Linked DNA regions of Homo sapiens: region 1 is linked to region 2. The links are chromatin loops, found by intact Hi-C in ENCODE. Cell type or tissue: CD4-positive, alpha-beta T cell. All regions are shown on one strand. Each heading gives the region's core, and the rest is flanking DNA. Links, peaks and the distances in the headings are about the cores only.

Region 1 (13,838 bases), core at 5,768-13,767, 68 kb before region 2:
AGGGTCAAGAATGCCAGATTCTGGCCAAGGTGGACCAGGGGGTGCAGGCTGGGGAAAGACTGGAGGGGCTTCCAGGCTTCCCCCTCTGCCACCATGCCCCCGCTACCCACCCGCAGAAGGGGTGAAACTGGTTGATCCTGTCCTTTTCTTTCCGGGCCTGGTGGGGATAATTTTTTTGTGCTTTATAGAAAACCCCAACAAGCCTGAACTTGCTCTGAAGCCATCGTCTCCACTCGTGACGTTGGAGTTCAACCCCAAAGATTCCCACGTACTCCTGGGTGGCTGCTACAATGGACAGATAGGTAAGGAGGGACCTAGGCTTTTTTATTTTTATTTTTATTTTTTTTAGATGGAATTTTGCTCTTGTTTCCCAGGCTGGAGTGTAGTGGTGCAATTTTGGCTCACTGCAACCTCCGCCTCCTGGGTTCAAGTGATTCTCCTGCCTCAGCCTCCCGAGTCGCTGAGATTACAGGCACCCACCACCACACCTGGCTAATTTTTTTGTTATTTTTAGTAGAGACAGGGTTTCACCATGTTGGCCAGGCTGGTCTCGCACTCCTGACCTCAGGTGATTCACCCACCTGGGCCTCCCAAAGTGCTGGGATTACAGGTGTGGGCCACCACACCTGGCCGGGACCCAGATTCATAGTCAGAGCCAATCCTGCTGCTATAGGGCAGAGCCCACATGGCAGCCTGGGCTCGGCCACAGAAGACTAAGTGGGGTGAGGGCCTCCCATAGCTGACCAACTGCAGACACGGGTGAGGCAGGTTTGGCTGACACCTCAGCAGTGTCTCCTGTTACTACTGTAAGTCTAAAATTAGCTCAAAATAAACAGTTTTAAAAAACTATAGTTCAAGTAAAATCAGAGAATATTTGACTAGGGGCCGCCATAAAGGGATGATGAGAGCGTTGGGGAGCCCTATTTTGGGAGAGGTTTCTGGGAAACCTACATGCTAACGGATATGGGTAATACTGGCCTTATAGAATGAGTTGGGAAGTATTCCCTTCTGGAAGTTTGTGAAGAATTGATATTAATTTTTTTTTTTTTTGAGATGGAGTCTCGCTCTGTCGCCCAGGCCGGAGTGCAGTGGTGCAGTCTCAGCTCACTGCAGCCTCCACCTCTCGGATTCAAGTGATTCTCCTGCCTCAGCCTCCTGAGTAGCTGGGACTACAGGCTCATGCCACCACGCCTGGCTAATTTTGTCTTTTTTCAGTAGAGTTAGGGTTTCACTATGTTGGCCAGACTTGTCTCAAATTCCTGACCTCAAGTGATCCTCCCTCCTTGGCCTTCCAAAGTACTGGGATTACTGGCGTGAGCCACCATGCCTGGCCGCTATTAATTCTTGAAATGTTTGGTAGAACTCATCAGTGAAGCCATCTGGTCCCTGGCTTTTCTTTATTGGAAGCTTAAAAGTTACAATTCAGTCTGTTTATTTGTTATAGATCCTCTTCACATTTTCTGTTTCTTCTTTAATTGCTTTTGGTAGTTTCTGTCTTTCTAGGAACTTTTCCATTTCATCAAGTTGTCTAGTTTGTTGACATTTAATTGTTCACAGTATTCCCTTATAATCATTTTCTTTTTCTTTTTTTTTTTTTTTTTTTGAGACAGAGTTTTACTCTGTTGCCCAGGCTGGAGTGCAGTGGTGTAATCACTGCTCATTGCAGCCTCGACCTCCTGGGCCCGAGCAATTCTTCCACCCCAGCCTCCCGAGTAGCTGAGCCTACAGGCATGTGCCACCACACTCGGCTAATTTTTGTAGTTTTTTTAGTCACAAGGTTTCATCATGCTGCCCAGGCTGGTCTTAAACTCCTGGGCTCAAGGGATCCGCCTGCCTTGGCTGGCCTCCCAAAGTGCTGGGATGAACCACCACACCTGGCCTGATTTCAGTCTTTTAAAATTTATTGAGACTTGTTTTATGGCCTAGCATATTGTCTATCCTGGAGAATGTTCCATGAGCACTTGAGAAGACTATATTCTGCTTATTGTCCGGTGTAGTTTTCCTTTTTTTTTTTTTGGGACGGAGTCTTGCTCTTTCGCCCAGGCTGGAGTGCAGTGGCGCGATCTTGGCCCACTGCAAGCTCTGCCTCCTGGGTTCACGCCATTCTCCTGCCTCAGCCTTCCGAGTAGCTGGGACTACAGGTGCCTGCCACCACGCTGGGCTAATTTTTTGTATTTTTTTTTAGTAGAGACGGGGTTTCACCGTGTTAGCCAGGATGGTCTCGATCTCCTGACCTCGTGATCCGCCCGCCTCGGCCTCCCAAAGTGCTGGGATAACAGGCGTGAGCCACCGCACCTGGCCTGTCCAGTGGAGTTTTCTATAGTTGTCTGGGAGGTCTTGTCTATAGTGTTGGTCAAGACTTCTATTTCCTTGTTGATCTTTCACGTAGTAATTATGTCTATTATTGAAAGTAGGATACTGATGTCTGCCATTATTATTGTTGAATTGTCTATTTCTCCTTCAATTTTGTCAGGTTTTGCTTCCTGTATGTTAAGGCTATGTTATTAGGTACATGCACATGCTTATAATTGTTAAGTTTTCCTAGTGAATTAACCCTTTTATCAGTATATGATGTCTTCATTTGTCTCTAGTAGCATTTTTCATCTCAAAGTCTGTCTTTGAGATAAGCACTCCAGCCCTCTTTGGTTACCATTTGCATGGTATATCTTTCCCCATCCTTTTACTTTTAACCTGTTTGCCTCTTTGAATCTAAAGTATGTCTTGTAGCCAGGTGTGGTGACACGCACCTGTAATCCCAGCTACTTGGGAGGCTAAGGCACGAGAATCGCTTGAACCTGGGAAGCTGAGATTGCAGTGAGTCGAGATCATGCCACTGAACTCCAGCCTGGGTGACAGAGCGAGACTCCATCTCAAAAAAATAAAAATAAAATAAAAAAATAAAGTATGTCTCTTGTAGATTACATGTAGCTGGCATACAAGTGAATCATAGTTTTGTTTTGTTTTGTTTTTGAGACAGAGTCTTACTCTGTCACCCAGGCTGGAGTGCAGTGGCGTGATCTCGGCTCACTGCAACCTCCGCCTCCTGGGTTCAAGCGATTCTCCTGCCTCAGCCTCCCGAGTAGCTGGGATTACAGGTGCATGCCACCACGCCCAGCTAATTTTTGTAGTTTTGGAGAGATGAGGTTTTACCATGTTGGCCAGGCTGATCTCGAACTCCTGGCCTCAAGCGATATGCCCACCTCGGCCTCCCAAAGTGCTGGGATTACAGGCATGAGCCACCACGCCCAGCTTGGATCGTGGTTTTTTCCTTTTAATCTATTCTATCTATCTCTGGTTTTAAGTGGAGAGTTTAATCTATTTACATTAATTTAATTACTGATAAAGTTTACATCTGCCATTTTGCTTTTTTTTCCTATATGTCTTACATCTTTTTGTTCTTTCTCCATAACTGCCTTCTTTTGTGCCACGTATTTTCTAGTGTACCATTTTAATTCCCTTATCATTTCTTTTTTTTTTTTCTTTTCTTTTTTTTTTAGAGACAAGGTCTCACTCTGTCACCCAAGCTGGAGCGCAGTGCTGTGATCATAGCTCACTGCAGCCTCAAACTCCTGGGCTCAAGCAATCCTCCCACCTCAGCCTCCTGAGTGGTTGGGACAACAGGTGCACGTCACCACACTCAGCTACTTTTTTATTTTTTAATTTTTGTAGAGATAGGGTCTTGCTATGTTGCCCAGGCTGGTCTTGAACTCCTGGCCTCAGGCAATTCTCCCACCTTGGCCTCCCAAAGTGCTGGGATTTCAGGCGTGAGCCACCACACTCAACTTAAGCTATTGATCTTATTGATGATCCTGTGTATGTGATGAGTCATTTTTCTCTTGCTGCTTTCAAGAGTCTCTGTCTTCAGCTTTGATTATGATGTTTCTAGGTATGGATATCTTTGAGTTTATCCCACTTGGAATTCATTGAGTTTCTTGGATGTGTAGATTATTTTTTTAAAAATCAAATATGGAATATTTACAACCATTATTTATTCAAATATTCTTTCCTACCCTTTCTCTCTCTCCTCTCCTTCTGTGACTTCCATTATGTGTATGTTGGCATGCTTGATGGTGTCCCATAGGTCTTTAGACTCTGTTTTTCTTTGTTCTCTTTTCTTTCTATTCCTCAGACTACATAATCTCAATTGACCCATCTTCACGTTCAGTGATTCTTCTGCCTGCTCAAATATGCCATCCTGTAGCTTCTCTGCTATATTTTTATTTTGGTTAATGACTCCAGAATTTCTATTTTGTTCTTTCTTTTAAAAATAATTTCTGTCTCATTTGGATGTGGTGGCTCGTGCCTGGAAACCTAGCACTTTGGGAGGCTGAGGTGGGTGGATTACCTGAACTCAGGAGTTCAAGACCAGCATGGGCAACATGGTCAAACCCCATCTCTACTTAAAAAAAAAAAAAAAAAAATCAGCCAGGTGAGGTGGAGTGCACCTGCAATCTCAGCTACTTGGGAGGCTGAGGCAAGAGAATTGCTTGAACCCAGGAGGCAGAGGTTGCAGTAAGTTGAGATTGTGCCACTGCACTCCAGGCTGGGCAACAAAGCGAAACTCTGTCTTCAAAAATAATAATGATAATGATTTTTGTCTATTTGTATCTTTTATTTGGTGAGAGATCATCTCATGCTTTTCTTTAGTTCTTTTGATGTGACTTCCTTTAGTTCTTTGAACATGTTTAGCATAGCTGATGTGAGGCCTTTGTCTAGTTAGTCCAATATCTGGGCTTCTTGGGGACAATCTCTATTTATTGCTTTTTTATTCCTGTGTTTGGGCCATACATTTGTATTTCTTGGCATGTCTTATAATTTTTTTTTTATTAAAAACTATACTTTTTGTATGATTTAATGTGGCAACTTTGCAAATCAGATTGACATACCTCCCAGAGTTTGTGTTGTTGCTGTTTGTTGTAGTTGTTCTTTGTTTCATTAATACATTTTCTTAGCTAGTTCTGGAAAGTCTGTATTCCCTGTCACGTGTGACCACTTATAGTCTCTGCTTAGCTTAGTGATTAGTTAATGATTGAACAAAGATTTCCTTAAGCATTTGTCACCAAAAAATCTCCCCTTCTCTGCTAAGGGGCTCTGTGTGCGTGTGTGAGCATGCCTTTACACTCAGCCAGGCAGTTGTCAACTCTGCCTTAGTGTCTGTGCAGAGATGAGGTCAGCCAGAGAGTTTAGGGCTTTATCGGTTTTCCTGAGCATGACACAGCTCTGGGCGTGCACACAGCTCTATCCATGCTTGTGACCTTCTAGACTCCCAGGAATATGTCAGATCTTTTCAAAGCCCTGTGGACACATCATGCTTCAGCTTTTCCTTTTACTTATTTACTTTTGTTGTTTAAATGTAATAGAAGTTGAGCACAGTGGCTCACGTCTGTAATCCTAACACTTTGAGAAGCTGAGGCGGGAGGATCGCCTGCATTCAGGAGTTTGAAACTAGCCTGTGCAGCATAGTGAGATCTTGCCTTTAAAGAGAGAGAGAGAGAGAGAGAGGAGAGAGAGAGAGGAGAGAGAGAGGAAGGGGGAAGGAGGGAGGGAGGGAGAGAGAGAGAGAGAGAGAAAGAAAGAAAATAGGGACAGGGTCTTGCTATGTTGACCAGGTTGGTTGTGAACTCCTGGCCTCAAGCAGTCCTGCCTCAGCCTCCCAAAGTACAGGCGTGAGCCACTGTACTCGGCCCAGCTTTTCCTTTTAAGCTTTTCGGTAGGTCTATTCCTTTCCCCACCTGTTATCCACTGCCTCAGGAAGCTGCAAAGTTAGTCAGTTGCCTGCAATTACACCCTGATGAAAAGACTTTTCACACCAGGCAAAGGCTGAACCAAGTCAATTACAGCCAACCTTGCAAGAGGAGCCTTATCAGGGAACCACCAGACCGGTCAGATAATGACAGTTCTTTGGGCATGAGACTTGAAAGGAGCTCCAGCCTCATTCTGCTCCCTCTTGTGGCGCCAGGCTGCTGTTTTTCATCAGGAGTGCAGAATGTGAATTTTCAAGGCCACCACGGAACTGCAGAGTGTGCGATCTTAACTAGGGCAAGTGAAAATGCCACTGTTCTTACCAAGATTCTGCTGTTTTTCTTGAATAAACATTCTCCCGACTGCCCTAAGCCTCTGGCTAATTTCCAGAGTTCTGAAAAAGTTGATTCTGACCATTTTTGCCAGTTTTCTCACTGCTATTATGGAGGAGAGAATTTTTGGAGGTCCTTACTTCACGGATTTTGCTGATGGCACACCTGGAAAACTGATTTTTGTTTGTTTGTTTCTTTGAGACAGAGTCTCGCTGTGTCACCTAGGCTGGAGTGCAATGTCACGATCTTGGCTCACTGCAAGCTCCGCCTCCCAGGTTCATGCCATTCTCCTGCCTCAGCCTCCCGAGTAGCTGGGACTACAGGTGCCCGCCACCACGCCCAGCTAATGTTTTGTATTTTTTTTTTTTAGTAGAGACGGGGTTTCACTGTGTTAGCCAGGATGGTCTTGATCTCTTGACCTCGTGATCTGCCTGCCTCGGCCTCCCAAAGTGCTGGGATTACAGGCATGAGCCACCGTGCCCAGACTTTTTTTTTTTTTTTTTGAGACAGGGTCTTGCTCTGTCACCCAGGCTGGAGTACAGTGGTGTGATCTCAGCTCACTGCCACCTCCGCCTCCTGGGTTCAAGCGATCCTCCTGCCTCAGCCTCCCCAGAGGCTGGTGCATGCCACCACGCCTGGCTAATTTTTGTATTTTTAATAGAAACAGAGTTTTGTCATGTTGGCCAGGCTGTTCTCAAACTCCTGGCCTCAAGTGATCCACCCACCTTGACCTCCCAAAGTGCTGGGATTACAGGCGTGAGCCACCAAGCCCAGCCCAAACTGCTTTTTTTTTTTTTTAATCTCCAGTGAGATCAGAAGTCACCTGCCTGGGTTGGCTCTGAATGTCCCTACCTGCTCTGTTCCCCTGAACCTGGAGTCGCCAGACACCCAACCCATGACTACACCCAGGCCAGTCTTGACCCTGGGCGTAAAAAGCATTCCCCACTCCTCTCTGCTCTGTATGTTCTTATACTTTTGCTGCTTCTTCGGGAGTGGGAGCCAGGATGGCTGAGAAACTCCTCCTCTGAAGCTGTCTGTAGTCAGCTGCTTCCTAAGGCCCCGATCTCCCTCTCAGACCTGCTGCCTCCTGCCCAGGGGAGCTTTCAGATTATGGAATAGACCCGGGCTCCCATAAACGTCCCTGCCAAACTATCTGGGTGCCAGAGCTCTAAAAGACTGAGGCAGAGCCACTTTGCCATGATTAATTCAAGAGCCTTGACTCAGTCATTATTCATAACCTCTTTCAGTGGTTTTTCATGCCAGCTCATACCAGCCCAGACTCTGGTGCTCCGCTGCTCCAAGAAGGGCCCCTCTAGGGCCATGTGGGACCCAGTGGGACCTACTCTTGAGCACTGCTTTGCCAAAGTAGAACAGGCTTATCTTTTATTTTTATTTATTTTTATTTTTTGTTTTGTTTTTGAGACAGCCTTGCTTTGTTGCCCAGGCTGGAGTGCAATGGCATGATCTCAGCTCACTGCAACATCTGCCTCCCAGGTGCGAGTGATTCTCATGCCTCAGCCTCCTGAGAAGCTGGGATTACAGGTGCCTGCCACCACGCCCAGCTAATTTTTTTGTGTTTTTAGTAAAGATGGGGTTTCATCATGTTGGCCAGGCTGGTCTTGAACTCCTGACCACAAGTGATCCACCTGCCTCAGCCTCCCAAAGTGCTGGGATTACAGGTGTGAGCCACCAGGCCTGGCCTATTTTTATTTTTTGAGACAGGGTCTTGCTCTGTCACCCAGGCTGGGGTGTAGTGGCACGATCATGGCTCACTGCAGCCTCAACCTCCCAGGCTCAAGCAATTCTCCCACCTCAGCCTCCCGAGTAGCAGGCAGCCTCCCGAGTAACAGCCTCCCGAGTAGCATGTGCCACCATGCCCAGCTAGGTTTTAAATTTTTTGTAGAGACGGGGTCTCACTATGTTGCCCAAGCTGCTCTTGGATTCCTGGGCTCAAGCAATCCTTTTGCCTCGGCCTCCTAATGCGCTAGGATTACAAGCATGAGCCACTGTGCTTGGCTGAGCAGGCGTATCTAAGAAAACATATTTCTGGGCCAGCTGAGTTCAGGGAAAATGCCTTGAACTTGGAGAAATACTAAGTCAAAGCTTACGAGCTAAGTACTTTTGTTATTTTACAAAACGGCCTTTCCTAGAAACAGCTCTGAGTGACAGGGTGAGCCCTCATTGTGCATTCATGGGAAAATGGAAACGAAATCTAACAGGACAAAGGACAGATAACCTTTCCATCTTTCTTGGCAAAGCACTAATAACAGATCACAGTAAAGGCTAAAGCTCCTCTGTGAGTTTCTTTCCAACAGAGGCAGCAGAGGTACAAAGGATAAGAGGAAATGGGCTAATGTAGCAGAGAGATTCACCTAAATGGAGTCTTTCCACGTGCTTTTCCCTACGTTAGGGACTCGGCTCTCCTCTCGCCTGGCTCCCTCCATCCTGAGGCTCATCTTCCATCTCAGCTACCTGTCACTTCCTCCAGGAGGCCTTCCCTGACCACCCTCATGTGTTCCCCTGCCACTATGCCTGTCCTATCCCCAGAGGCTTGCCCAGGGCCAAGTGTTGGGTAGGGAGTCAATGCCTGGGAGGGGCTCAAGGAACTGAATGAAGCTTGCACTCTGGGAGTCTCTCCAGAGAGTCTGTAGAGGCTGGTAGGAAACTCAGGCTGATTTGAACCAAGCCCTGATTCTAGAAAACCACATACCTGCCAAACCAGAAGCAGCAGCCCCCTCTCTCCCCTGCTCCCTGCCCTAAGGAAGGAAGCCTGTGCCCCCTTCCACTCCTTCTTCATCTCCTTCCTCACCAGCCTGCTGGGACACCCGAAAGGGCAGCCTGGTGGCGGAGCTATCCACCATTGAGTCCAGCCACCGAGACCCTGTGTATGGCACCATCTGGCTGCAGTCGAAGACGGGCACCGAGTGCTTCTCAGCTTCCACGGATGGGCAGGTACCCACCAGCCAGACACTGGAGAGAGGAGGGAAGGGAGGGGCAGTAACTGTTCCCTGGTTCCCCATCAGAACCCCTGGGGACATTTCCTTTAACACATTTTATTTTGAGATGGAGTTTCACTCTTGTTGCCCAGGCTGGAGTGCAATGGCACGATCTTGGTTCACTGCAACCTCTGCCTCCCGGGTTCAAGCAATTCTCCTGCCTCAGCCTCCCAAGTAGCTGGGATTACAGGCGCCTGCCACTATGCCTGGTTAATTTTTTATTTTTAGTAGAGATGGTGCTTCACTATGTTGGCCAGGCTGGTCTCGAACTCTGACCTCAGGTGATCCACCCGCCTTGGCCTCCCAAAGTGGTGGGATTACAGGCATGAGCCACTGCGCCCAGCCTAACACTTTATTTTTAAGTTGAGTAGTGATAATACATGCCCACGGAACAGAATCTAAAGGGTGCAAAAAAGAAAATGCCTTCCTCTCACCTCTGCCTGCACCTCCTCCCCTCCCTCCCTCTCTTATGTCTGCCTTCAGAGCTAGTCTCTGCGTATGCAAGGAAACACACCTCTCTCTTCTTTACTCTTTCTTTTTGCACACTTCACACACTATTCTGTACTCGATGTTTTCCATTGTGTGTACCTTGGAGATAGTTTCATATTTCATACACCGCTGCCCCATGCCTATTAATAACTGCATCATGTGGGTGTACCATAATTTATATATGGATTCTAATATTTTGTTGCTACCCCCCAAAAAATACAGCAAAGAGCATCTTTATACACAGATTGTTGCACACATGCGGGGATATATCTACAGCAGACATTGCTGGCAGTGGGACTTCTAGGTCGGAGCACACATGCATTTTTAACATTGCCGGATATTGCCTTATTGTGGGGAGTCTTGGCATATACCGATTCTTGGCCTTGCACCTGGAGGTTTTGATTCAGTAGGTCGAGGGCGAGGCCTCAGCATCTGGGTTGTATGAAGCTTGCCGGCGACTCTGATGATCAGCCAGGTGTGGGAACTGTGGACAGAACAGCAATCCTCAAAGTGTATTTGCTCCCACGAATTGCCGGGAGCTCCATCCTTTGTGGCCCAGTGGCTGACCCCAGGACGGTGGGGTGAGGGCGGAGAAGGCAAAAGCCAGGGGAAATACAGGGCCTCGAAGTCTCACTGTCGCCCCTCCTCCCACCAGGTCATGTGGTGGGACATCCGAAAGATGAGCGAGCCCACTGAAGTTGTGATCTTGGACATCACCAAGAAGGAACAGTTGGAAAATGCCTTGGGGGCCATCTCCCTGGAGTTCGAATCTACTTTGGTGAGTGTCCCTTGCTGTCCCTTCCCCGACTTGCATTGACAGGGCAGCCAGGGCTAAAGACAGGCCATTGCTAGGATATCAGGTGCTCGTGGAACCCAGCACCAGCCCAGGGAGGCCACCCTCACTGCAGCCATCCTAGACGTGTGTGGCCTTTACAACAACTTTCCAGCAGGGGGCAGCAGAGCTTCTCGAAGAAGGACACCATAGTCATCATGGCACCAAGTCATCTTTTGGCCAGTGGCCCAGCTGAACACAGAGGGCAATCTTTTGACAGAACAATTCCAGAAAAGCCCTGTTTTGTGGGGAAGGTCACGCCCAGGACCAACATCGGGAGGCCTGGACTCCAACCCAGGTCCTGGCCCTGCCTGGCACGGGGTCCCTAGGCTGGTCACCTGCCTTCCTCTGGGGAAGGAAGAGGTACTGGAGAGGAAAATGAGGTCAAAGCAGGCTCCTTGGAAAACCAGAGCACAAGCATGGTCTCGGTGTTCAGTCACTGAGAATGACAAAGAAATATCAAAGTTCAGGTCGGGCAGGGTGGCTCACGCCTGTAATCCCAGCACTTTGGGAGGCCAAGAATTTAAGACCAGCCTGGGTACATAATGAGACCCCCCCCACCGCCCGCCCAGTCTTTACCAAGAAAGAAAGAAAGAAAGAGAGGGAGAGAGAGGGAAAGAAAAGGAAAGAAGGAAGGAAAGAAGGAAGGAAGGAAGGAAGGAAGGAAGGAAGGAAGGAAGGAAGGAAAGAAGGAAGGAAGGAAGGAAGGAAGGAAGGAAGGAAGGAAGGAAGGAAGGAAGGAAAGAAGGAAGGAAGGAAGGAAGGAAGGAAGGAAGGAAGGAAGGAAGGAAAGAAGGAAGGAAAGAAGGAAGGAAGGAAGGAAGGAAGGAAGGAAGGAAGGAAGGAAAGAAGGAAGGAAGGAAGGAAGGAAGGAAGGAAGGAAGGAAGGAAGGAAGGAAAGAAAAAGAAGAAAAATATCAATGTGAGGCAAGGCGCCGTGGCTCACACCTGTAATCCCAGCACTTTGGGAGGCTGAGGTGGCAGGATCACTTGAGCCCAGCAGTTCAAGACCAGCCTGGACAACATAGCAAGACACTGTCCCTACATAAGAAAAGAAAAAAAGGGCCAGGCACGGTGGCTCACACCTGTAATCCCAGCACTTTGGGAGGCCAAGGCGGGCGGATCACCTGAGGTTGGGAGTTCGAGGCCAGCCTGACCAATATGGAGAAACCCCATCTCTACTAAAAATACAAAATTAGCTGGGCGTGGAGGCGCACGCCTGTAATCCCAGCTACTCGGGAGGCTGAGGCAGGAGAATTGCTTGAACCTGGGAGGCGGGGGTTGCGGTGAGCCAAGATCGCATCATTGCACTCCAGCCTGGACGACAAGAGCGAAACTCCATCTCAAAAAAAAAACAAAGAAAAGAAAAACAGGAAATATCAGTTTGAGCATAGTGCAAATGTGTTAGAGGAGGGAAGCTTCCTAGAAGCAGTAAAGGAAGACTTCCTCGCTAGAGTAAGAAGACAACTTTCCCTTGTTGTTGGCTTTTGGTTTGGGCTGAGTCTTGGTTTACGTCTTAGTGCAGCCCAGGCCTGGTTCCCCCTTGGGGGTGTCACTTGTTTGCTTCGGGGTCATGGGCCATCATTCCTAGGGCTTTGGGAGGCCCTGGCCTCGAACATACCTGGGCAACCCTAGCTCAAGGCTGAGAGATGAATGTTGATGGAAGGAGGAGACAATTCCACTGACCCCCTCCCCAGAGGACAAGGCACTGGGCAGGGAGGTTGGGGTGGCGAGGGCTCAGGAAAACATTCTGTCCCAGAGGCAAGGCTTTCTAGGCCAAGTGCTAGACATGCAGCCACATCACTACTAGGGCCATCTCCTCCATGCCTGGCCCTTGCAGGGTGCACACTGTGTGTTGGACACTTGTGGCTGCCTGATTTAATAAGCTTGTGCAGTCGCCTACAACCATCTCGTGGGGTAATGTTATTATCCGTACTTGCCAGACACACACGATGAGTCTTCATGAGATTAGGTTGTGAGTCCTAGTACCTGGTAAAGCTGGGACTCAAACCCAGGGCTCCAACTCTGAGGCCCAGAGTGTCCACCTGCAGCCCACCATGAAGTCTGAGGCTAGAGGCACGATGGGCCACTCAGATCTGGGTGGCCTTTCTCTCTGGCTCACTGACGGGCGGCGTGCAGTCGGCTTGAATACTTTCTTCTCTGGACCTCTCAAGCTTGGTCTTTCCACTTGCCCTTGACGCCCAACTTGAAGCCCAGGTTTTTGTTTTGTTTTGTTGAGACATCGTTTTGCTCTGTTGCCCATGCTGGAGTGCAGTTGTGTAATCTCAGCTTACTGCAACATCCACCTCCTGGGCTCAAGCCTCAGCCTCTTGAGCAGCTGGGACCACAGGCACATGCCACCAAGCCAGGCTGATTTTTTTTTTTTTTTTGAGACAGAGTCTCACTCTTGCCCAGGCTGGAGTGCAGTGACATGATCTTGGCTCGCTGCAACCTCTGCCTCCCAGGTTCAAGTGATTCTCGTGCCTCAACCACCACACCTGGCCATGTTCTGGGTATTTTCTAGAGATTTTATATTTATCATTTTAGTAATTTTCTGGTAGAAGAAAACTGCATAATAAAACAATATGTTTTTTAAAAAAATAAAAATAAAAAAGCTGGGGGGCCAGGTGCAGTGGCTCAGGTCTGTAATCCCAGCACTTTGGGAAGCCGATGTGTGCAGATCACTTGAGCTTAGGAGTTTGAGACCAGTCTGGACAACATAGGGAGACTCCATCTCTACAAAAATACAAAAATTAGCTGACCCTGGTGGTGTGTGCTTGTGGTCCCTACGTGGGAGGCTGAGGTGGGAGTACTGCTTGAGCCCAGAAGGTCAAGGATGCAGTGAGCTGAGATCGCACTGCTGCACTCCAGCCTGGGCAATGGAGCCAGAACCTGTCTCGAGAAATAAATAAATAAACTAGGAGTTCTTTTTTCTTTTCTTTTCTTTTTTCTTTTTCTTTTTTCTTTTTTTTTTTTTTTTTTTTTTTTTTGAGGTAGGGCCTTGCTCTGTAGGCCAGGCTGGAGTGCAGTGGCATGATCTCGGCTCACTGCAACCTCTGCCTAAAACCTGGGAGTTCTATAGGGGCAGGTTCACCAGCTGCAGAGGACATCTGAGCCCGTTGACAAAGGCCCTCCCCTCAGTGTGCCCCTCCCCTACCTCACTCAGCTGTTCTTTCCATTTGGAATGCTGAGGACACAGCACCATTGTAGGCTCAGGCCCTGCTGGTGGAGGTTGTTCAGTCTAGCCCAGAAGTTAAGACAGAACAGTAAACAAGGAAGGGCATTGCGTGATGGAGGGGGTCATGCTCAGAGACGCGAGGGGAGCACTGGACCAGGAGTCAGGAGACCAGCCTTTGTGCATTCAGTCCGCAGTGAAGTGAATAACTACTAAAGCTCAGTTCGTGGGCGATGGACCCATGTCAGACAAGCTCGTGCCCCTCAAAGAGC
Region 2 (15,876 bases), core at 2,071-10,070:
CAGTTTCATATTCTTTGTTGAAGAAGGTTCCTGGAATGCTGTGGGGAGGGTGATGGGCTGGCAGGAAAGTTCTGTGGGGACTGTGACTGTCGCCTCCCCCAGGGGCAAGCTGAGCCAGGTGGCAGGGCTGGGCATAGAGCAGATGCACCCTGCCCCGTGCACCACTGCATGGGTGACCCCTGCCCAGAGCGGGGCTGGCCACCTTCTAGCTCTGCGCTCCAGCCAGCCCAAGGCTGGGGACTGTCTGCCCTGCTATTTCCTGACTTGAATTCTCCTTCCCCAAGTGGCCTCAGGTCTCTGGGTTCACCTCCTTGGAAGGCTTGTTTTACCAGCTTCTGTCTTATTTCCCACTGTAATTTTTCCTTTTCCAGGCTAAGGAGGCATGCTGCAGACCTGGTGTTTCACTCCCAATGTAAGGAAACTGAGGCAGGGAGCTAGGTTGCAGTCTCAGTTGGGTTAGTGCAGAGGAGTGCTCTTCTAAAAACAAAGGCAACAGAGAGAGGAAAGTGAGTCTGGAGCTCAGCAAAAGCGCGCGCGCATGTGTGTGTGTGTGTGTGTGTGTAGGGTGGCATGCTGTGAGTCCTCACCTTTGCAGGGAGCCAGCAGGGTCTGCCCCAGTTCTTCGTGGGAGGGACTCCTTTGAGCTTGGCTAACCGAAGTGGGTGACTCCCAAGGGATCTGACTCCGAGGCAGGGCTCTAGGTTGGGGATGAATTAAATCTTCCTCTCCCTGGCTCTCTGGATCCCAGGGGCCAGCTCGATGCATTGATTTCTGCCTCTGGCTGGCACAGAGACCCAGCAGCTCCACCCCCTCTCTGGAGCCGCAGAGAGAGCAAGAACTGGGTCTGGCACCTGCCTCGTCCGGGTTGGCAGAGTTGGAGCTCTCCAGCCCAGCGGAAACCCCTCCAGCTGCCCTGAGTTTCATGCCTGGCTCCCCTCGTCCAAATCCACTATCCCTTGCCCACTGGCTGCCCGCCTGCCCTTCCCATGGGCTGTACCATGTCCTGGCTCAACCCAGCAAGTCCAAGTCTCCATGCAGCAGGGCAGCCCTGGTCCCTGAGGGCATCCCAGCTTCCAAGCACAGTGCTTTCGATAGGAATGTTATTGATGATAAGAGAACCCGCTACTCAGAAAACTGTCGTTTGATATTTGTGCCTCTCAACTCCAGCCTCCTTCAGCCTCTGCATCAGTCATTCTTTGTTTTGTTTTGCTTTTCTAGAGGCAGAATCTCTCAGTCACCAAGGCTGGAGTGCAGTGACACAATCATAGCTCACTGCAGCCTCAAACTCCTAGGCCCAAGCGATCCTCCTGCCTCAGCCTCCCAAGTAGCTGGGACAAAGGCAGTGCCACCACGCCTAGCTAATTTTGTGTCAGTCATTCTTGAAGGGTAGCCACCTGCATTAGAATCTCCCATGCTCCACCTTGGAACCAGGATTTTCAGGGGCAGGGTCTGGCTGTCTGTATTTTCTAAGTACTCCCAGACAATTGTTATACGCACCCCAAGACAAGCGCTACCTACTAGAGCTAGATTGGTGGCATTTCAAGTGTGAAGGAAGCTGGGAGGCCCTGGATCATCAAGAAGACCCGGAAGAGTCACCTCTGACTCCCCATCTCTGACAGGCCCCACCTCCCATTATTTCTAATCTCCCTTATCCCTGGCCCTCTTCGAATGATTTAGAAACTAGCTTTCCACATAGAGGCATTCTCTGTTCTCATTTTCTTTTTTTCTTTTTTTTTGAGACGGAGTCCTGCACCATTGCCCAGGCTGGAGTGCAGTGGCACAATCTTGGCTCACTGCAAGCTCTGCCTCCTGGGTTCACACCATTCTCCTGCCTCAGCCTCCCGAGTAGCTGGGACTACAGGCGCCCACCACCACGCTCAGCTAATTTTTTGTACTTTCAGTAGAGACGGGGTTTTACCGTGTTAGCCGGGATGGTCTCAATCTCCTGACCTCGTGATCCGACCGCCTCGGCCTCCCAAAGTGCTGGGATTACAGGCGTGAGCCACCGTGCCCGGCCTCTCATTTTCGTAACAGAGCATTGCTGGAGTGTGTGTGTGTGTGTGTGTGTGTGTGTGTATGGTATGCATGTGCACATGTGTGTATGCAGTGCGTGTGTGTGCATGTGCCTATTTATATGTGTGTGCGTATTGTGTGTGTCCATGCATGTGCGTGGTGTGTGTGCATGCATATTTGTGGATATGTGTGTGTGGTATGTGTACATGCATATGTATGTGTGGGGGAGTGTCCTGGGGCGGGAGAGAGGAAGCCAGGTATTTGCCCTGAGCCCTTTTTTTTTTTCTTTTGAGATGAAGCCTCGCTCTGTCGCCCAGGCTGGAGTGCGGTGGCGCCATCTCAGCTCACTGCAACCTCCACCTTCTGGGTTCAAACAATTCTCCTGCCTCAGCCTCCTGTGTAGCTGGGATTACAGGTGTGCACTACTATGTGCAGCTAATTTTTGTATTTTTAGTAGAGATGAGGTTTCACCATGTTGGCCAGGCTGGTCTCGATCTCCTCACCTCAGGTGATCCTCCCGCCTTGGCCTCCCAAAGTGCTGGGATTACAGGCGTGGGCCACGGTGCTTGGCCAAGTCTTTGAGAGGAAGAATCTGCAGCACTGCATATATATATATATATATATACACACACACACACACACACACACACACACACACACACACACACACACACATATATTGGCCCCATGGATCTGGGAGCGCCATAATTCCTTGAAGGCAAGTCTGATGAATTCACAAGCCAGCACCATCCTAGAGAGGAGTGTTACTTCCCGCCCCAGACGGGAGTGTTTATAGCCCAAGCCATGTGTCTGAGGTCTTATGACCAGGAACCTCAGAGGCAGGATTTATTTTTCGAGTTCTGAGTTGTGCTTGACTTTTCTTTTTTCTGATTTTTGTTGTTGTTGTTGTTAGATATGGGGTCTCACTCTTTCACCCAGGCTGGAGTGTGGTGGCACTGTCATAGCTCACTGCAGCCTCAAATTCCTGGGCTCAAGCAATCCTCCAGCCTCAGCCTTCCAAGTAGCTGGGACCACAGGTATGAACCACTGCACCTGGCTACTTGACTTTTCTTTCCACAACCCCATGTTGTGTTTTTGTTTTGTTTTGTTTTGTTTTGTTTTGTTTGAGATGGAGTCTCACTCTGTCGCCAGGCTGGAGTACAGTGGTGCGATCTCAGCTCACTGCAACCTCTGCCTCCTGGGTGCAGGCGATTCTCCTGCCTTTGCCTCCGGAGTAGCTGGGACTACAGGTACCCACTACCTGTAGTGGCTGGCTAATTGTTGTATTTTTAGTAGAGACGGGGTTTCACCATGTTGGCCAGGATGGTCTCGATCTCCTGACCTCGTGATCTGCCCGCCTCGGCCTCCCCAAAGTGCTGGGATTACAGATGTGAGCCACCATGTCCAGCCCATGCTGTCTTTTTGGGGAAGTTTTTCCAATTGTGATAAGTGATCCCTTTGGACAAGGAATCTCTAGTACTGTAAAAGCAACGGAAAACTCTTGCAAGCTTGGGACCAGATAAAGAGTTTCTGAATCTGCAAAGGGGGTGATCAGACACTGGACTGTGGTAACACCTCAGAGGGGTGGGCTCCAGACGCAGCCTGGCCCTACCTGGCACCCTCCCTTGCATCTGTAGTGCCTCCTGTCCTGACTTAGGGTTCCCTGAGTCACTGGGCCACTTGGACTGGGGACAGGAGATCATGGGTTTAAGTTCCAGGCCCCGTGTACACAGGGGAGCACATAAAGGTAAATATGAGGCCGGGCATGATGTCTCACACCTTTAATTCCAGCACTTTGGGAGGCTGAGGCGGGTGGATCACTTGAGGTCAGGAGTTCAAGCCCAGCCCGGGCAACATGGTAAAACCCCGTCTCTACTAAAACTACAAATATTAGCCAAGCTTGGTGGCTGGTGACTGTAATCCCAGCTACTTGGGAGGCTGAGGCAGGAAAATCGCTTGAACCCGGGAAGCAGAGGTTGCAGTGAGCTGAGATTGCACCCCTGCACTCCAGCCTGGGCAACAGGGTGAGACTCTGTCTCAAACAAACAAAAACTTAAATAAGAAGGAATCCTTGGCCAGGTGTGGTGGCTCACATCTGTAATCCCAGCACTCTGGGAGGCCGAGGCAGGTGGATTGCATGAGCCCAGGAGCTCGAGACCAGCCTAGGCAACATGGCGAAACACCGTCTCTACAAAAAATACGAAAATTAGCTGGGCGTGTTGGTGCTTGCCTGTAATGCCAGCTATTTGGGAGGCTGAGATGGGAGGATCACTTGAGCCTGGGAGTTCGAGGCTGCAGTGAGCTATGATCACACCACTGTACCACAGCCTGGGTGACAGAGTGAGACCCTGTCTTGAGGGGTAGGGAGGCAGAAGGAAAAAAAAGAGAGAGAGAGACCCTGGTGCTCAGGCCTGGTGGCTCTGGCTGGACTGATCAGGGCTGAAGACTTCAGAGACCAAAAAGGTCAAGGTGTGGCCGGGTGCGGTGGCTCACACCTGTGATCCCAGCATTTTTGGGAGACCCAGGTGGGCATATCACCTGAGGCCAGGAGCTCAGGACCAGCCTGGCTAACACGGTGAAACCCCGTCTCTACTAAAAATACAAAAATTAGCCAGGCATGGTGGCAGGCACCTGTAATCCCAGCTACTTGGGAGGCTGAGGCAGGAGAATCACTGGAACCCAGGAGGCAGAGGTTGCAGTGAGCCGAGATAGCACCATTGCACTCCAGCCTGGGTGACAGAGCGAGACTCTGTCTCAAAAAGAAAAGAAAAAAAAAGTCAAGGTGTGCGGCTGGGTCTTCATAACATCTTTCACCTTGCCCAGGCTGGCTCAGAGGTGACTGCCTTAGTGGATAGGATCCCTTCCACCGTGGGCTAGCAGCCTACCCTGGTCACTGACACCACACCATGTAGGAAAGAATCGCCACCACCAAGAAGGGGCCTCTCACCTCTGTATAGGCTGTGTGCTGGCTGATGACGTGGTTGCCCTGTCCTGTCTGCTGCTGCCACTGAGCTGGACATCTCCAGGCTCCATCTCTTGAACCATGGATCCCAGCGTTGTTAGCAATGAGTATTATGATGTTGCCCATGGAGCAAAAGATCCAGTGGGTCCCCACTTCCCTGCAGGACATCACTGCTGTCCTGGGTACAGAAGCATATACTGAGGAAGACAAATCAATGGTGTCCCATGCACAGAAAAGCCAGCATTCTTGTCTCAGCCATTCCAGGTGGCTGAGGTCTCCACAGGTCACAGGGGGAAGCTGGGACCTCCGAATAAGGCCATCCAAGGACTCCAGCAGTTTCCGCCAGGTGAATCCAGCTGCCTCCCAGAACAGGCCTTCTATGGGGTGGGATGGTAAGTTGCTGGAAGGACGTGCATGGGGCATCATTGTAGCAAACTCAGTCCCCCTCCTCCATCTCTCCCTCTCCTCGCTCTGAATCCAGGGAGCTCTAGTTTTCTGTGTAGCCTGTGTGACAGCCTTGGTTGAAACCCTTGTGTTCCGTCTGAAGAATATTTAAGGTTTCCAGTCAAGTGTACATCCCTCAAAGAAACAAAGTGGGCTTGGCATGGTGACTCACACCTGTAATCCCAGCTCTTTGAGAGGCCAAGGCAGAAGGACCACTTGAAGCCTGGAGTTCCAGACCAGCCTCGGCAACACAGCGAGGCCCCAAACTCTCTCTATATCTATACATAAAATTTAAAAAACAAAGTGTAGGGACAGGGTGGGCACTCGGTAAATGTTGGCAGGGACCCTCCTTGCCCCTCACCCATGGCAGCTCCTTGAAGAGAGGGTCAGCCTCCTCTCACCCCTAGCCTCCTGCTGCAAGGAGGTGGTGGCCTGGGGCGTCATCTGTGCTACTTGCACTTTCTGGGGCTGGGGTCCCAGCACTCCACCAGAGGACCTGCCCTGAGCGGGCAGCTCCGTCTCCAGTCCCACTGTGCCACCCAGGGTGCCTAGCCAAACCATGGGACTTTCAGGCTTGCAGGGTCAGGATGTGGCCACCAGGGGGCAGCAGGGCCTGCGCTGTGAGTATCCGAGGGGGGGTTGGGATGGGGAGTTCCAGGCTCTGATGTGAGATCTAACTCCCAGAGCTGGGAAGCTCCCTATATTTCCTGCCATATTTTCTGCTGCATTCCCAGAGGACAGGCCATGGGAGGTGATTCCAGGGGGGCCTGAGCTCTCCTCCCGAGACCGTCCACGGGGCATCCATGTCCCGGGTACCTGCTTGTGGGCTGCTCTGGTCACTCTTCCTCTAGGGCAGGAGAGCCAGTCTGGCCTCTTCTGAGTGCACACCAGCAACGGCTGTTGTTTATTTGCCAGGGATTGATATTCTTGAGGGATGGTCCATTTCACCAGGGCCAGGGAAACAACAGCTTGCAGGACTGTGGTTTCCCAGCACCGGCTGCAGGCAGCCTCGTCCGGCTGCTCCCAGAGGATGCCCCACCCTGTGCACGGCTGCCTGCCATCCTGCCCCTGGGGGTAGCCTCCACCTCCCCCACCATGGCCACTGCAGGACTGACCCTGTGCACCTGGTCCCCTGAGCCTCTTGGGATCATAGCCCTGTCTGTGGCAGCCTTACCACTCCTACCTGGCACGACTTCCCCAACTCCTCACAGAGGTGCCCTACTCTCTTCCCTTTCAGTCTGGATGCTCATAGAGTCAGCACCCTGAGTCCTTCTGCCTGTCCCCAAAGTCCTCAGCCCCAGGTTTGACCCCAGCTGAACACAGGCCAGCTCACAGAGTGCCCCGGGGCACGAGGCAGCCCCCCAGAACCCCCATCCTGCCATCCTGCCTCTTCTCCTCACTTCCTGCTCCCCCAGGCATAGACATACCTGTGAACCCCATGCCACCCTCAGCTCGTCTCTCCTGAAGCTGAAGCCCCTGCCCAGCCCGACCCCTTCCCCTGCCTGTGCGCCTTAGAGCACCCTGGTTTGCTCCACCAGCATCTACTCTAGCTCTTTCCCCGGTGCCTCCGCCCACCAGTTCCTTCCTCCTCCTTCCCCCGCCCCGCCCCCTGCACTAACAGGCTCAGTGTCTGCGTAAGGATCCTGGGGCAAACAACCACTTGGAGAGCCAAGGGGTGAGAGGTACAGCTGGCGATGCTGACAGGGAGCTGCGGGGACCCTCAGAAAAAGCCACAGGTGACCCAGGACTCAGGGCCCCAGAGCATGGGGCTTGAGGGACGAGAGACAGGTAAGGCATCTTGAAGTGGGGTGTGCTGGGGGCAATAAGGTGGAAAGGCAGGAGGGAACAGGAGGCAGGTTAGGGACCTAGAGGGTGGAGTAGGGGCCAAAGCTGAGAGTGAGTGAGCAGTGAGCCCCCCGGCCTCAGCAGGAAACGAAAAGCTGGAGTTCAGCCTGAAAGAGACGCGCAGTGTGGCTTCAGGGGAACAGGGGCCAGAGTGGACGGTGCTTATCCTAGACCAGCCACCTTACCCCTGTGGACTGAGTTTCCCCATCTGTGGACTTGGGCCATTCCAGCTTTAGTGGTGCTCACCTTTGAAGAGGGTATCTTTAGTTTAGAAAAGAGGGGGCCCTACCAACAGCCTCTCCTTAGAGGGGGACAGCTGTTGAGTGGAGCTGTGCAGACCTGGGGCCTCCACTGTGGACCTCCTAGAGAGGTCCCTGTGTGTGGCTGGCATCACCCGGGTCGGAATCACCCAGGTTGCTGATTACAAGCACGGCTGCTGCAACCCCGCTTCAGACCCTCTGGCCCGGAGGCGGCCCAGGAGCCTGCACCTCGACAAGTGCCCCCTGTTTCAGAGCCCCTGCTAGGCCGGGTGAGGGCCCATGGGGAGGACCCATGGGGAGCAATGGTCTCTATGGCAGCAGGCCGTGCTGCCAGGGACTTCCCATCAGTGGGGGAGCCGGGCCACTGAGGGAGTGGGGTGACATGGGGTGGGGGTGAGGGTGGTCTTGGCAAGAATTCTCACAGCAACAGACAGTGCACTCAGCTGGGTCTGACTAGAGGGTCTGCACAGAGCAGGGTGACTAGAAAGACCCCAGGTCAGGGCGGGGCTGCGCCCAGCCAGGTTAGAAATAGACCAGAGGCTCTGACTCTGCCCATCCGCACCTTCTAGCTGGCCAGCCACGAGTGACCCTGCTGCCCACGCCCCACGTCAGCGGGCTGAGCCAGGAGTTTGAAAGCCACTGGCCAGAGATCGCAGAGAGGTCCCCGTGTGTGGCTGGCGTCATCCCTGTCATCTACTACAGTGTCCTGCTGGGCTTGGGGCTGCCTGGTGAGTGGGGAGCTGGGGTCTGGGGACTTGGGCTTGGCCAGAAATGGGGATCCTCCTTCAATGGGTGCCAGTCCTCTGTGTTTGACCCCTGAGGCCCTGGATCATAGACCCCTGGTCTTTCCTTGCCATTGTCAGGGTGTTCTGGGTCACTGGAGGGGAATACAAGTAAGGGGCTAGGATTGGGGGTGCTCACAGCTAAACCCAAGTTTTCCCCAGCAGTGAGCGCACTCTTAGGATAACAAAATTCACATAGGAACTGGCTCAGCTCAGTACAAAGCTCCCCGTGCTGCCCATGCCTTCAGAGAGCAGAGCTTGGGGCAGAGGTGGGTGTGTGGATATGGGAAGGACGGGTGGTCTCGGCCCTGGGGATTTCCCCAAGTCTGATAGCTAAACCCATGCCTGTGTCTAGGGACGCCTCCATTCTGGAGGACACAGAAAACCTAAAAAGGACTTGGAGGACAATGCCATAGGACAGGTAGCTTTTTTTTTTTTTTTGAGATGGAGTCTCACTCTGTCACCCAGGCTGGAGTGCAGTGGCATGATCTCGGCTCATTGCAGCCTCCACTTCCCAGGTTCAAGCAATTCTCCTGCCTCAGCCTCCCAAGTAGCTGGGATTACAGGCATGCACCACCGTGCCTGGCTAATTTGTATATTTTTTTAACAGAGACGGGGTTTCTCCATGTTGGTCAGGCTGGTCTTGAACTCCTGACCTCAGGTGATCTGCTCGCCTTGGCCTCCCAAAGTGCTGGATTACAGGCGTGAGCCACCACACCTGGCCAGGACAGGTGGCTGCTGAGGACCCTTCCATGTGCACTTACCTGTGCATAACCGGGGTACAGCCAGTGGCCTGCAGTGGATGGACAGGGCAGAGCTGGCCTGGGTGGCCTTCTGGGCAAAGTGGGGTTTCAGAAGGATCTGGAAGGAGAAAAAAGAGAAGCCAGCGCAGCCTCTGCACATGCAGATGGGGAGGTGCGATGGCGACACCTTGGAAAGCAGAGTCTGAGCTCTCTTCTGATGCCTCTCCCCTCCCTCACCTCGGCTGCCCTCAGTCAGCCTCCTGACCGCAGTGGCCCTGGCGCGCCTTGCCACCAGGACCAGGAGGCCCTCCTACTACTACCTTCTGGCGCTCACAGCCTCGGATATCATCATCCAGGTGGTCATCGTGTTCGCGGGCTTCCTCCTGCAGGGAGCAGTGCTGGCCCGCCAGGTGCCCCAGGCTGTGGTGCGCACGGCCAACATCCTGGAGTTTGCTGCCAACCACGCCTCAGTCTGGATCGCCATCCTGCTCACGGTTGACCGCTACACTGCCCTGTGCCACCCCCTGCACCATCGGGCCGCCTCGTCCCCAGGCCGGACCCGCCGGGCCATTGCTGCTGTCCTGAGTGCTGCCCTGTTGACCGGCATCCCCTTCTACTGGTGGCTGGACATGTGGAGAGACACCGACTCACCCAGAACACTGGACGAGGTCCTCAAGTGGGCTCACTGTCTCACTGTCTATTTCATCCCTTGTGGCGTGTTCCTGGTCACCAACTCGGCCATCATCCACCGGCTACGGAGGAGGGGCCGGAGTGGGCTGCAGCCCCGGGTGGGCAAGAGCACAGCCATCCTCCTGGGCATCACCACACTGTTCACCCTCCTGTGGGCGCCCCGGGTCTTCGTCATGCTCTACCACATGTACGTGGCCCCTGTCCACCGGGACTGGAGGGTCCACCTGGCCTTGGATGTGGCCAATATGGTGGCCATGCTCCACACGGCAGCCAACTTCGGCCTCTACTGCTTTGTCAGCAAGACTTTCCGGGCCACTGTCCGACAGGTCATCCACGATGCCTACCTGCCCTGCACTTTGGCATCACAGCCAGAGGGCATGGCGGCGAAGCCTGTGATGGAGCCTCCGGGACTCCCCACAGGGGCAGAAGTGTAGAGGAGGGGGCCCAGCTAGGGAGCTCAGGGTGGCTCATGGCCACATGTACTGGGGCCTTTGAGGTTGTACCCAAAACACGTTTATCAACAGCTTGCTTTCCTTGGGTGGGGGTGGAGGCTCCTCCTTTGGGTGTGGCTCCCAGGTAGAGAGGAGGACAACTTAGCCAGCTCTTATGTTTGCTTCACCAGCAATCCCTATTTCCTGGGAAGATGAAAGGGCACTGCCAGGCACAGGCTAATAGCATCAGTGCTGTGGGCATTCCTTTGCGGGGGGCATTTTGCCTGGCTCATCGTGAATGCCAGATTAATGTTGGTTGAATGGATAGAAAAACGGACAGATGGAGGCCGGGTGCGGTGGCTCACGCCTGTAATCCCAGCACGTTGGGAGGCTGAGGCAGGCGGATCACGAGGTCAGGAGATCGAGACCACAGTGAAACCCTGTCTCTACTAAAAATACAAAAAATTAGCTGGACGCAGTGGCGGGCGCCTGTAGTCCCAGCTACTCGGGAGGCTGAGGCAGGAGAATGGCGTGAACCCGGAAGGCGGAGCTTGCGGTGAGCCGAGATCCCGCCACTGCACTCCAGCCTGGGCGACAGAGTGAGACTCCGTCTCAAAAAAACAAAAACAAAAACAAAAACAAAAAAGGACAGATGGATGGATGGATGGATAGATGGATGGATGGATGGATGGATGGATGTGAATTGTCTCCAGCCCACCCCCCTTTCCTGGTGCCTGCTTCTCATTCCCTGAATGGATCACCTCTCCAGCTCCTAGTGGCAATGCCAGAGTTTGAAAAGGAAGATATCTTCAGGACTTAAGGCATTTCTTAGGCTGGAGGAAACAAAGAAATTGAGCTGAGCAATGGGAGGGGGCTGCTTGGGGGATAAAAGCCCCCAGGGCCAGTCAGAAAGGGGTGATCTTAAATCAGATGTGAGGAGCCCAGGCCTGTGTCTGTCCAGCCACAGGAGACACAGCCCCTTAGGTCTCAAACACCCTGGTTGGATTCCACATTACTCCCTGCCCTAAACCAGTACAGGTTCATGGGCCCAGAACCAGCACTGGGGCTATAGTTTTTGTTGTTGCCAATGAGGAGAAAGAAAATGGTCTCTTAACCCAGGGTACTAGGAGAACAGGAAAGGAGGACCTAGCTGGAGATGACCCTGAGCTTCTGCTGAGCCCCCCGAGCTCACGCCCCTTGGGGAAAGGTCTTTTCCTCCACCACTGGGAGGCGGGAGTTGGCAGAGTCCATCAGAGCCATGAGGAGCTCTGCTCCCCACCCTCAGCCTCTCCAGGGAGGCTCTCCAGGGCCCCTCTCTCCTCTCAGCACCACCATCCCGGAGAGGCAGCTGGGAGAGATCAGCAGATGGAACTCCCAGCTGCTCCAGGCTGTGGGTAAACACATTAGCAGCTGAGCTAGGACCACTTTCTGCTTCCTGGTCAGGCTGAGCTGACCTTTGTCCTGAATGGGAGGTTCAGACCTGCCCCCACCCTCTTAGTGGGATGACATCAGTCAAAGAGCTGTTTGTGCACCCAGCACACAGTCAATGCAGAATCAATGCTTGGCTTTCCACTTTGCCTCTCTGCTTCTCCCCAGAGCAGGGATGTCCAGACAGGGAGGTTCAGCTAACCCAGAAAGAGGATAATGTGGGTCTCCAATGCATTTGCCATGATTCTCAACTCCAAAAAACTCTGAAAACCAAAACATGTTTCCGAAATGTGCCACAAACACGTTTAGCGGCACAGCGTGACCCGGTGTGAGGTGATTTCTGGTCCCGAAGTTGTCCTGTGATTGTGAGTCCTGCCAGCCCCACCAGGGACTGTTAGTGGAGTGATCATGTACTGCTGTCCACACCCCACGGAATCGTGATCGAACGCGCACCACTACATGCACACAGCACCTTCCTCTGCTCTGACGTATTCTGAATTCCAAGACATGTGGTGCCGAGTTCAGAGAAAGGACTGAAGACCTGTAAGCCCAACACTTCTGCTCCGGGGTGGTCTACACTGACCCTGAGCAGGTGTTAAGGATGGAGGACCCCCTCACCCGCCCACACCTCCATGTGCACACACAGATGTATCCCCAGGCAGGGTTGATGCACCTGCGCTTTATTCTTTGCTTAAGGAGGAGGGGGATGCAAATGCAGGTACCCGGGGAGGGAGAAGGTCCACCGGAGGACCAGATAATGTCGGCCCCAGCCCAGCCTGAGCCTGCCCTACAGAAGCGGGCACGGGAAGAAAGCACAAAGTTCCATGGATGAAGAACTAAATGGAACAACCTGCAGGGACCCTGCAGGAGAGAACCCAGTATCAGGGAAGAGCATCTGTGTCTCCATGGATGGCAACAGCAGCTGGGTCTAGGCCAGAGGCAGGATGCCTTCCTCAGCTGGCTGGGGGGCTGTCTTTCAGGAGGCCAGCTGCAATATTAGCTCAACTGTCTCTGAGCACCAGTGAAACCAGGAACTTCCAGAAACTGTTGGGGAGGCTCTTTCAAGACACAGTTTTGTTTTGTTTTGTTTTGTTTTGTTGACATGGAGTCTCGCTCTGTTGCCCAGTCGCTCAGGCTGGAGTGCAGTGGTGTGATCTCAGCTCACTGCAACCTCCGCCTCCTGGGTTCAAGTGACTTTCCTGCCTCAGCCTCCCAAGTAGCTGGGACTACAAGCGCACACCACCACATCCAGCTAATTTTTTTATTTTTAGTAGAGACGGGGTTCCACCATGTTGGCCAGGCTGGTTGAAACAATTTTGCATTGAGCCACCATAACCCCAGTGTTAATATTGCTATAACCTCACTTGTACCGACAGGCTGGGGCAGTCAGTGACTTTTTCAAACAACCCTGCATATGGAGTATTGTAACTGTTTTACAAACTTAGGAAATTGAGGCACAGAGAGATTAAATGGTATGCCCCTAGCCCAAAGCTGGTCAAGAGCAGCACTGACACTCAAACCCAAGTCTCCTGGTTCCTGGTCCATTGTCTGTTCCACCCCACACCTTGCAGGTGCTCTCAGATGTAGAAGATTAGAGGCAGACCGCTCTCGGGGATCTTTTGCATTGCTTAGAACTTTCTAGTGCTGGACTTATCAGATTTGAGAACCAGTATCACATTTTCCTAATAAAATGCATTAGGTGGTCAGGTGTGGTGGCTCACGCCTGTAATCCCAGCACTTTGGGAGGCAGAGGTGGGCGGATCACTTCGGGTCAGGAGTTCGAGACCAGCCTGGCCAACATGGTGAAACCCCATCTCTACTAACAAATACAAAAACTAGCTGGGCGTGGTGGTGGACACCTGTAATTCCAAGTTCTCAGAGGCTGAGGCAGGAGAATCGCTTGAACCCAGGAGACGGAGGTTGCAGCGAGCTGAGATCGCGCCATAGAAACACCATGGAACTCCAACCTGGGCAACAAGAGTGAAACTTCGACTCAAAAAAAAAAGAGAAAAAACACATTAGGTAACAGTTTCTTTTTAGCATTTGTGTAACCTTTAATAAAATAAAGTGATAATCACCTTGGTAAGCATGTCACTGAAATGTAAATGAAAAGTATTATTAAATCTGCCAAACTGGCTTCTAGAGGAGAGAAAGACTTAAATGGTTTCAGTTTCTCCTTCTTCCCTTCTCCCTCCATAGCCTACCCACTCATCTGCTGAAATATCTTAGCTAAAGAAAATCCTTTTTGAAATTCTGAGTTTCTTTCCTAACAATTCCCACCACAGGTTTGATGTGCTGTTTGATCTTACGGTCTATCATTTGTCCTTTGTTAATATCTGAGGATGGTTATTGCTCACATGTCTTTCATTTCTTCCCAAGGGTATATATGATTTTTGCTGTTTGGAAGTTGGTTGACAAATTGTTTTCTGGACTCTATTAGTTTTCAAGGGCTGCATTAAAAAAATACCGCAGACTGGGTGGCTTAAACAACATATGAGTTTTTGTTTGTTTGTTTGTTTGTTTTTGAGATGGAGTCTTACTCTGTCGCCCAGGCTGGAGTGCAGTGGCACAATCTCGGCTCGCTGCAACCTCCACCTCCTGGGTTCAAGTGATCCTGCTGCCTCAGCTTCCCAAGTAGCTAGGACTACAGGCATGCATTACCACGTCTGGCTAATTTTTGTATTTTCAGTAGAGACAGGGTTTCGCATGTTGGCCAGGCTGGTCTCGAACTCCTGACCTCAAGTGATTCACCTGCTTCAGCCTCCCAAAGTGCTGGGATTATAGGCGTGAGCCACCCTGCCTGGCCAGAAATGTGTTTTCTTACAGTTCTGGAGGCTGGAAGTTCAAAACAATGTATTGACCAAATGTAGTGGCTCACACCTATAATCCCAGCACTTTTGAAGGCTGAGGCAGGGGGATCACTTGAGCCCAGGAGTTCAAGACCAGGCTAAACAGCATAGGAAGACCCTGTCTCTACCAAAAATACAAAAACAGCTGGATGTAGTGGAGGATCACCTGAGCCTAGGAGGTCGAGGCTGCAGTGAGCCAAGACCACGCCACTGCACCCCAGCCTGGATGACAGAGTAAAGGGCGACCTTGTCTGAAAAGGAAAAGAAGAAGGTGTTAGCAGCTTGGGTTTCTTCTGAGGCCTCTCTCCTTGCCCTGCAGAAGGTCACCTTCTCCCTGTGTCCCCAGTACCTCAAAATGGGACGGCATTTGAAGATAGGGCCTTGAAAGAGGTGATGAAGTTCAAACGAGGCTGTTACGATGGGCTCTCATCCAACCTGGGGAAGGTCTTCAACATATGAATTTGGGTTGGGGGAAACTATGGGTATTTTAAGGACAAATGTTCCTTGGCTGTGGATCCAGGCTTTAATAAAAGTCACTTTTCTCTTGGCTGTATACGAACTATCCCCACCTTTCTCTTCTCCTTGGCTGGCGTAACAGGACTCAAAGCCAGTCTCGTATCTTTAAACATGATCTCTCCTTTCTTCCTGGAAGATCTTGAAGTTTTTGAAGATTCACCCTTGTTGAACAGGTACCTGGAGGTGGGCCTTTTAATTTCCACACTGAGAGTATCTTTTCATTCAGAAAAGGTTATTTTCTTTCTCGTTCGTTTCCTTCCTTCCTTCCTTTCCTCCCTCCCTCCCTCCCTCCTTCCTTCCTTCCTCTCTTTCTTTCTTTCTGAGTGGGGGTTGCACCATGTTGCCCAGGCTGCTCCTGAATTTCTGGGCTCAAGTGATGTGTCTGCCTCGGCCTCCCAAAGTGCTGGAATTACAGGCCTCTTTTCCTTTTAGGAAACAGGGTCTCGCTCTGCCACCCAGGCTGGAGTGCAGTGGCACGACCACGGCTCACTGCAGCCTCAACCTCCCAGGCTCAAGCAATTCTCTGGCCTCAGCCTCCCAAGTAGCTGGGACCACAGGCATGCACCACCATGCCTCGCTAATTTTTTGTTTGTTTGTTTGTAGAGACGAGGTCTCCCTATGTTGCCCATGCTGGTCTCCAACTCCTAAGCTCAGGCGATCCTCCTGCATCAGCCTCCCAAAGTGCTGGGATTACAGGTGTGAGCCACGGCACTGGCCTTCTTGACTTTCTTAATCACAATTGGGTTTCGGGCCCCCTTTTCCCTCGGCCACTCTTATGTGCTCTCTGGCGGGGTGTCCTGCTGCCACTGGCACCTTTCCTGGCTTCCTCATTGCTCAGACCTCAAACAGCTCTTTCCCTCTGTGTTGGGTTTCCCAGTCGCTCCGGTTTGCAGTGCTATCACTGCACACTCCC

The links. Peaks named below come from ENCODE experiments on the same cell type or tissue, not always from the same donor. Only the 100,000 strongest peaks of a DNase experiment are listed, where the experiment ranks them.
Region 1: it touches region 2 in a loop (2.7-fold over the local background); 74 of 110 quality-filtered maps call a loop at or near these places.

The regions. Positions count from the first base shown.
Region 1 is chr17:74,290,832-74,304,669 of GRCh38, forward strand. DNAI2 (dynein axonemal intermediate chain 2) reads left to right here. Exons shown (of 14, transcript NM_023036.6): 6 at 189-302; 7 at 8,887-9,026; 8 at 10,215-10,337. Among named protein-coding and RNA genes, the nearest start is that of DNAI2, 24 kb to the left of the region's middle. RefSeq lists a silencer at 5,730-5,964. In CD4-positive, alpha-beta T cell, for the core only: CTCF peaks have their summits at 5,951 (motif pointing left), 6,165, 10,511 (motif pointing right) and 10,723; DNase peaks (open chromatin) are centred at 5,950 and 10,520.
Region 2 is chr17:74,362,428-74,378,303 of GRCh38, forward strand. It overlaps GPR142 (G protein-coupled receptor 142), which reads left to right and starts at 5,079. Exons shown (of 4, transcript NM_001331076.1): 1 at 5,079-5,367; 2 at 7,041-7,207; 3 at 8,094-8,252; 4 at 9,302-10,173. The coding sequence starts at 7,114. The coding sequence ends at 10,173. It also overlaps a transcript of BTBD17 not described here. RefSeq lists an enhancer at 5,693-6,681. In CD4-positive, alpha-beta T cell, for the core only: CTCF peaks have their summits at 6,106 and 6,305; DNase peaks (open chromatin) are centred at 6,024 and 7,004; H3K4me3 peaks cover 862 bases.